2 separate regions of the Homo sapiens genome follow, and region 1 is linked to region 2. Evidence: chromatin contacts called from ENCODE Hi-C or POLR2A ChIA-PET data. All regions are on one chromosome and are shown on one strand. Each heading gives the region's core, a stretch centred on a gene start or an enhancer-like site at or near the end of the contact. The rest is flanking DNA. Distances are from core to core; before and after follow the strand shown. Region 1 overlaps PRKCB (protein kinase C beta). Region 2 overlaps PRKCB (protein kinase C beta).

Region 1 (3,684 bases), core at 601-3,100, 130 kb after region 2:
ACAGGGTGACACCATCGGGAGGAATCAGCTCCAGCTGTTTTCTGTCCTTGTCCCAAGAATCAAATCCCAGGGAGAACAGTGTGATTCCCCAATGTTGTGAGGTTCAGTCATGTGCAAGGGGAAAGCCGGGCACCTCGATTGACAGCCCCACCAGGACTGCATACCGTGGAGAAAGGATGGCTTCCCAAAGAAAAACAACATTCCAGCTACCAGAGAAAAGGGAGTGGACGCTGGGCAGGCAAAGCCAACAGACACTTTTTGTAGTCTCCATGGTCCTGTGTATGATTCAGTGATTTTTGCAGTATTCACTTAGCAAGTCATTCCTCGTTGCAGAATTGTTGCTAGTGTTTTTCCTGGCTGGGGATTAAGCTTTTTCCATTTGCCTATTTTAGAGTGAGTTGGGGGCCTGGGATTGACACGCATTTGTCTCTGGGCTTCAAGGTAGCCCAGAGATTATGCCACCTCAGGAGGCACAATTTGGTGGCTGTCACTCCTTGTCATGTCAACAAAGGGTGTGGCTTGTGGCTCTGTGGCCTCTGCTTTACCAGCAAGGGGAGGATGCTGGTAGTAGCAAAGGGTCTAAATCGCTGTTGCATCAGCGAGGTGGATGTGCCTATCCTAAAGGCACCTACTGAGAAGATGCCCAAGTAACAGACACTCATGGGCACAGTAGACCTGTCAAACCTCATAGTTCCTGGCTGACTCTCTTTGGGTGACCTGAGTCACACGCCCACGCCTGAACACCCACTGAAACTCCTAGGTGCATTACGTCTTCTGCAATATCTAAAGGAATTAAGGGAAGGATGAAACTCTGTATCTCAACTTTCCTGAATTCACCAGTATGGACTGATGGAATTGAGTGCTAGTAACACCAAGCTCCTAAATAATAATAATAAAGGCTTACTTATAGGAACGTACGAAGCACAAGAGAAATAAGGGCCCCCACGGCCCACCCTTCAACTTCTCACATTTGGTTTGTTAGTCAGGACTCCTTTGGTCACAAGAGACAAAAAAAACAATTCAAGTTGGTTTAGGAAAAGAGGCATTTATTGGCTTGTACAGAGGAGTTGAGAGTTCTTTAGGTCTGGCTGGATTTAGGTGCTCCAGCATGGTCATGGGGCATCTCTTGGCTCAGCTTTTCTCTGTGTTGGCTTCATTCTCAAAAAAACTTTTCCTTGGTGATGGTAAAGATGGCAGATGCAGCACTTTGGGAGCCTGAGGCAAGAAGACCACTTGAGGCCAGGAGTTCGAAACCAGCCTGGTCAACCTAGTGAGACCCCATCTCTACAAAAGAAAAAAAAATTCAGGTGTAATGGTGTGCACCTGTAGTAGCTACTAGGGATGTTAAGTGGGAGTTGCATGAATCCAGGTGCTCAAGGTTGCAGTGAGCCATAATCGCACCATTGCACTCCACCTTGGGTGACAGAGTGAGATTCTGTCTCAAAAAAACCCACAAAAACCGCCCCCCCAAAAACGGATGGCAGATGCAAATTTATTCCCTACCAGTTTAACAACTCTGCTGGAAAATAAACCCTCTTTCCTAATAATTCCAGCAAAAGTCCTGAAGCTGATTCTCTTTGGGTGTCCTGAGTCACACGCCCATGCCTGAATCCCCACTGTGGCCCAGGTCCCATGTCCACCCTTAGAGCCAGAGGATGAGGGCAGCCTTAGCTGGCCCACACAATCAGTGAGCCAGTGAAGAGCGATTCCTCACAGGAGAAGCATGGAGGATGGGTGCTGTCAGGCAGAAACAAGACATGCCACCACACTTGGTTTTGGGGTTAGGCCTGCTTCTGGTCTGAGCAATCTGCTGCTGGATATGGCTGGTGAGTGAAGAGATATTGATGTGTCATCCCCTTAGACCATGGCATTGTGTCCTGCTCTCTGCATCTTTGGGGGCCTGATCAAAAGCGGGAAGTCATGGGGTCAAGGACAGTCTCCACGTGCCACCCAAACAGGAAGGATGTCCCCAGCAGGTGTTCTGCTCAGGGTCTGGCTCTCCCAGGGTTGTTACTGCAGAGGGAAGGGTAGGGGCAGCTTTCTTCTGGTGGATTTATTTACTTCTCAGGCCTGTTCTTTTCCTCATGTTGGCTCAACTGTTTTATCTTGCTTAGTTAAATAAATTTGGTAACATTATAAAGGAAAACAGTCTTTTCCGGCAGTTGCTGACCACTGCAAAATTACTGCTCTTTCTTTTGTTTTTCCTTTTTAGTGCTGGGCTGTGAATAAGCAAATGAAGTTTGCTATCTCTTCCTCCCCTCTTCCAGGAAGAAATAATCACCATCAGAACTTTAAGAGTTTCCCATAAGACTGGGCAAATTAGAGGAAGGACCTCTATACGGTGGAACAGATGCAATTGTGCAAACAGAATGGGGTTATTCTCTACATATGGAGATGGAACAGACCCTCCCAGATGTGTTAGTGTGGGGAAAAGCAGGTGGTGGAGGTGCGTTCAGAGTAGCAGTGTTCAGCTCTCCCAAGCACATTCAAATCACCCAGGAGCTTTTAAAACGTACTGATGCCTGCCCACCACCCTCTCCTCACAGCCCCATTAAATCAGAATCTCTGGGAGTGGGACTTGAGCACTTTTCATTTTAAAAGCTCCCTGGTGACTCCTGGGGAGCCAGGACTGAGAACTAGTGCTGTAGAATTGTATATGGGCAAAACAGCAGGGATCTAGATAAAAAAAGAAAACTGAAGTAGGGAATATCTCAGTCCGTACCTACAGATAGCCTCACACATGTGGTCGCGCATACAGAGAACGTCTCTAGAAGGATACACAGGAGACTGGAAAGAACGGTTCTCTCCAGTGATGAAGTACAGTGGTGATTCTCAACTGTATACTCGTTTGTAATGTTGGAATTTTGAAGCCACAAGCATAAATGCTCACTGTGTACTGAAAGCTGGCCAGACAGGGCTGTAAGATGACCCCTGAACTCTAGCTTGTCTGTGTTGGGGCCGGCTGCCCACAGATTCACACAAACCATCTCCCTGCCCGTGGTCTCTGCTTGCCCTCCTCTACTCAGCTGCAATGAGTGGTTTCCGAGTGTGGGAGAGACCAGAAGAGCTCATTCATTCATTCATTCGCTCACATTTTTAGTAAGAATTAGGTATAAGCCAGGCACGTGGTAGGCACGTGAATCTGATCTCACCTTCACAACCGTATGTGAAATTGGTGGTCTTATCTCCATTCTAAGATTGGGGATATTTTAACACAGAAATTCATACAACCAAGCTGTAAATATTTGAGGCCGAATGACCAGCTAAGAGAGCTTATAAACTGGCAGCACTTAGATGTGTTTGGATGGCCTGTACAGAACTTTTTAAAAAAATCCTATTTCACGACTCTGGACCAGTGAACCCAGGGCCACTGTTGGCTAGAGCTGAGTGTCCCTTGGAAGGGCATATGCCCCTCAGTTCAGCGCAGTCCCCCCATATCCCTTCCCTTCTGTGTCACACCAGCCTTGCATCACTCAGTCACAGGCCTAGCCTCTGCAGGCATTTGCGTTTGTCACCCCTGTGTTAAGGTAGGTAGGATGAGTGAACTGTCGTCTGTCCTGCAGGGATGCTGAGCTGAAGTGTCCTGTGGAATGTGCCATTTCTATTCCAATCTGGCCCTCTGTCTGCTGGCTGGAAAACCAAGCTCCTTTGCTTTAAGTTTCATTTGTGGACTGCATGGGATGG
Region 2 (3,915 bases), core at 842-3,341:
AGGTTGCTGGGATTACGGGGGCCTGCCACCACGCCTGGCTAATTTTTGTATTTTTAGTAGAGATGGGGTTTCATCATTTTGGCCAGGCTGGTCTTGAACTCCTGACCTCAGGTGATCCACCCGCCTCGGACTCCCAAAGTGTTCAGATTACAGGCATGAGCTACAGTGCTGGCTGTTTCTGTGGCATTCTTTACAGGAACTTAGGACCTGCATTTGAGCTTTAATTTTAATTAAAGTCTTCTCTAAGAAGATTTTTGGTAGAGAGAAAAACCTTCTTCTTTTATTTTAAATTTTGTTTTTAGAGACAGGGTCTCACTGTGTGGCCCAGGCTGGAGGGCAGTGACATGATCATAGCTCACTGCAGCCTCAAACTCCTGGGCTCAAGTGATTCTCCTGCCTCAGTGTCCTGAGTAGCTGGGACTGCAGGTGTGTGTCACCACGGCCCTTTTTTTTTTTTTTTTTTTTTTTTGAGACGGAGTCTTACTCTGTCATCCAGGCTGGAGTGCAGTGACGTGATCTTAGCTCACTGCAACCTCCACTTCCCAGGTTCAAGTGATTCTCGTGCCTCAGCCTCTTGAGTAGCTGGAACTACAGGCACGTGCCACCATGCCCGGCTAATTTTTATATTTTTAGTAGAGGTGGGGTTTCGCCACGTTGGTTAGGCTGGTCTCGAACTCCTGACCTCAGGTGATCTGCCCGCCTTAGCTTCCCAAAGTGCTAGGATTACAGGTGTGAGCCACTGAACCTGGCCAAATACATATTTTTTAATTTTAAAATTTTTTGTAGAGATAGTGGATCTTGCTTTGCTGCCTGTGCCTGGTCTCAAACTGCCAGCCTCAAGCCAGGAGTCTCATTCTGCTTTGGCCTCCCAAAGTGTTTGTTGTTTTTGTAAAGGAAGTGACTTTGGTAGAAATAGAGAGGCAATAAAATATAGAGATTCAGAATTCTTAGCAATGAGTTGGAGTCCAGTAGAATTGGGTATGTATCTCTGATGGAGCCGCTTACTCCCTGTGTGACCTTGGGCAAGTCGTCCCCCAGCAGCAACTTTGGTCTCCTCATCTGTAAAATGGGGATAATAGCACCTAACTCATAGGGTTATGGTGAAGAATAATGAGGTGGTGCATGAGAAATAGCCACAGCAAGTATCAATGACTCTAAGTGAGACCATCAGTATTACTTGATTAGCTGTAGGAAACTGTGTCAAAGTGGGACGGAGTTCATTCTGGAACTTGTTAAATGACTAGGCCTCTTTCATGTACTTAGATAGTTTCTCTTCTTGGGTATATTTCTTCCTGGGTATTGGGTAACACCAGTGAGTGCTCAGTTCAGTGTCTGGGCCCAGAAACCCATGCCTGGTTAGCATTGTCTTTTCTTCTGAGAAAGATCTGAACTTGCCATGGACTCTCTAGAAAAACCCCAGTGTACAAATTTTCTATGAAAAGCTAGAATTGATGATTATAATGAGTAAGTTGGCTCTTCCTTTTCCCATGTAGATTAGAAAACATGTTTTTAAATCTTCTAATTGAAATTATTCTTAAAAAACCCCAAAGTCTGACATGACTCCAACTATTGTTGTTTTCATCAATATCAATCCTATCAAATCAAAGTTTATTTTAGTGTGTAATTAACACATGTAGACTAGAAAAGTTTGCACTTTTTTATATCACAAAAAAGGTTAATTTTATTTTCTATGGAAAGCTAGAATTGATGATAATGAGTAAGTCAGCTCTTCTTTTTCCCATGTAGATTAGAAAACAGGTTTTTAAATCTTGTAGTTGAAATTATTCTTAAAAAACCCCAAATCATGACATGAATCCAACCATTCTTGTTTTTATCAATATTCACCCTATCAAATATAAAGTTTATTTTAGTGGGTAATTAACATGTGTAGATTAGCATAGCATATGTGTATTTATATAACAAAAAATGAATCAAAAGTTAATTTTATTTTGGGCAGTGTTCCCTAGAAACTTATAATATGGCCCCATGCACTTCAGGTTGAATTTTCTTAGTAAAATCATAAAGAGGTCCATTTTTTCAAAAAATCACCAAGTCAGGCTGCAAGTTTAGAGGTTACTTCTATTGTTTCACTTCTCTTTCTTCCCAGAAGCAGACCCCAGAGACCTGTGAGCCAAACTCCACTCACCTTTTAGCTTATTCTAAATGTGTCCTGCGGGCTTCTCTGTGAATAAAAGGCAGAGGCTTTTTGACTTCGTGTTTGATGATTTGGCTTTTTTCTTTTTTTTACCACCTGACGGGGGATTTCAGGCTCAATGTCCCAATCGAAATAAGAATCTTTGAGTGGGTTAACATTGAGTCTTAAAAAGGAGGGCTGATTTGTTGGAGAGGCAACAACGAATTCATTTTTCACTGTAGAGCACTCAGGAGGAGTCTGAAGCTTTGTCACTGGGCAACAGAATGCCTTTCTAAGTAAATATGGAAAATATGACCTTTGAAAATCTAGCTGATATGATATATAGATTCTTAGGATATAATTTTTAAAAAATATATTATTTCCAAGCACTAATGATACTCCAGAGATACTGCCCACAACCAGATGCAGCATGTTTATAGTGTATCTAGGCCAAAAAAAAAAAAAAAAAAAAAAAAAAATAGAAGATACAGAAGAAGGCAATTGGTCAAAAGATTAACTGAAGGTTTGAAAATAATTTTATACACATTTGTACTGTTGGGGTCTCTCTTCTCTCTGTCTCTGCTTATCCTTCTGTCTCTGTCTCTTTGTTTCCATCACACATGCACACACACACACGTGTATACACACACATATATGTAAGTAGATCAATATGTTATAATTTTCACAATACGCATCTTCTTTTGCTACTTTTCAGATACAGGTCATTAAATTACTAAGTATAATTTAAAATATATGGTCTGGCCTTTTAACTCTGCAGTTCAATTAATTCTTGGGTAGATAGGGGGATCTGCTGAAAAGTTTGTCTCTGACGCCTTCAAAGGTAAGTCCCTTATGTTCTGGCATTTGCTCTAATAACATGAATTCTTTGACTTCATTCATCCAATCTCTTCATTGAAATTGTGTGAAATTCCATAGATAGAATGTTAGCCTTTTTACAGAGAATACAACATCCACAGTGTTTACATATGGCATTTGGAGGTGTGATGGCTGCTTGAAAATCCAGTAGGAAATTTGTCTATTCACCACATACATTCATTTATTCATCCATCCATCCCTCCATTTATCCACCCACCTCTCTATTCATCATCCGTTTTTCTGTTTATCTATTTGTCCATCCATGCATCCATCCCTTCACTCCATTCTCCTTCTAAAAGTTCTTTTTTTTGAGACGGAGTCTTGCTCTGTCGCCCAGGCTGGAGTGCAGTGGTGCAATCTTTGGCTAACTGCAAGCTCCACCTCCCAGGTTCACGCCATTCTCCTGCCTCAGCCTCCCGAGTAGCTGGGACTACAGGCGCCCACCACCTCGCCCGGCTAATTTTTTGTATTTTTAGTAGAGATGGGGTTTCACCATGTTAGCCAGGATGGTATCGATCTCCTGACATTGTGATCCTCCTGCCTCGGTCTCCCAAAGTGCTGAGATTATAGGCGTGAGCCACCGCGCCCAGTCTCTTTTTTTTGTTTAGACAAACTCTCACTCTTTCGCCCAGGCTGGAGTGCAGTAGTACGATCTTGGTTCACTGTAACCTCCGCCTCCCAGGTTCAAGTGATTCTCCTGCCTCAGCCTCCCAAGTAGCTGCGATTACAGGTGCCCACCACCTCGCCCAGCTAATTTTTGTATTTTTAGTAGAGACAGGGTTTCACCATGCTGGCCAGGCTGGTCTCTAACTCCTGACCTCAAGTGATCTGCCCACCTCAACCTCCCAAAGTGCTGGGATTACAGGAGTGAGCCACCACACCTGGCCTCACTGATTAAGTTCTAT

What was found. A loop is a pair of places that touch in the nucleus more often than their neighbours do. ChIA-PET counts read pairs that join two places held with the same protein, here RNA polymerase II (POLR2A). Pooled maps may share reads with other maps.
Region 1: a pooled map shows a loop between it and region 2 (1.8-fold over the local background). The contact joins two enhancer-like sites. A Hi-C loop is called at or near these places in 12 of 50 pooled maps. POLR2A ChIA-PET finds 5 or more read pairs at or near these places in 3 of 52 experiments (activated B cell, activated CD4-positive, alpha-beta T cell and activated T-cell).

Annotation. Positions count from the first base shown.
Region 1 is chr16:23,974,856-23,978,539 of GRCh38, forward strand. The region is part of intron 2 of PRKCB (protein kinase C beta); the gene reads left to right. Among named protein-coding and RNA genes, the nearest start is that of PRKCB, 140 kb to the left of the region's middle. Within about 2 kb of position 1,851, at least 3 of the 41 ENCODE cell types and tissues checked have a DNase peak (open chromatin) inside an H3K27ac peak, as active enhancers do.
Region 2 is chr16:23,841,205-23,845,119 of GRCh38, forward strand. All of the region lies in intron 2 of PRKCB (protein kinase C beta), which reads left to right. Among named protein-coding and RNA genes, the nearest start is that of PRKCB, 7.2 kb to the left of the region's middle. RefSeq lists an enhancer at 964-1,013. Within about 2 kb of position 2,092, at least 3 of the 41 ENCODE cell types and tissues checked have a DNase peak (open chromatin) inside an H3K27ac peak, as active enhancers do.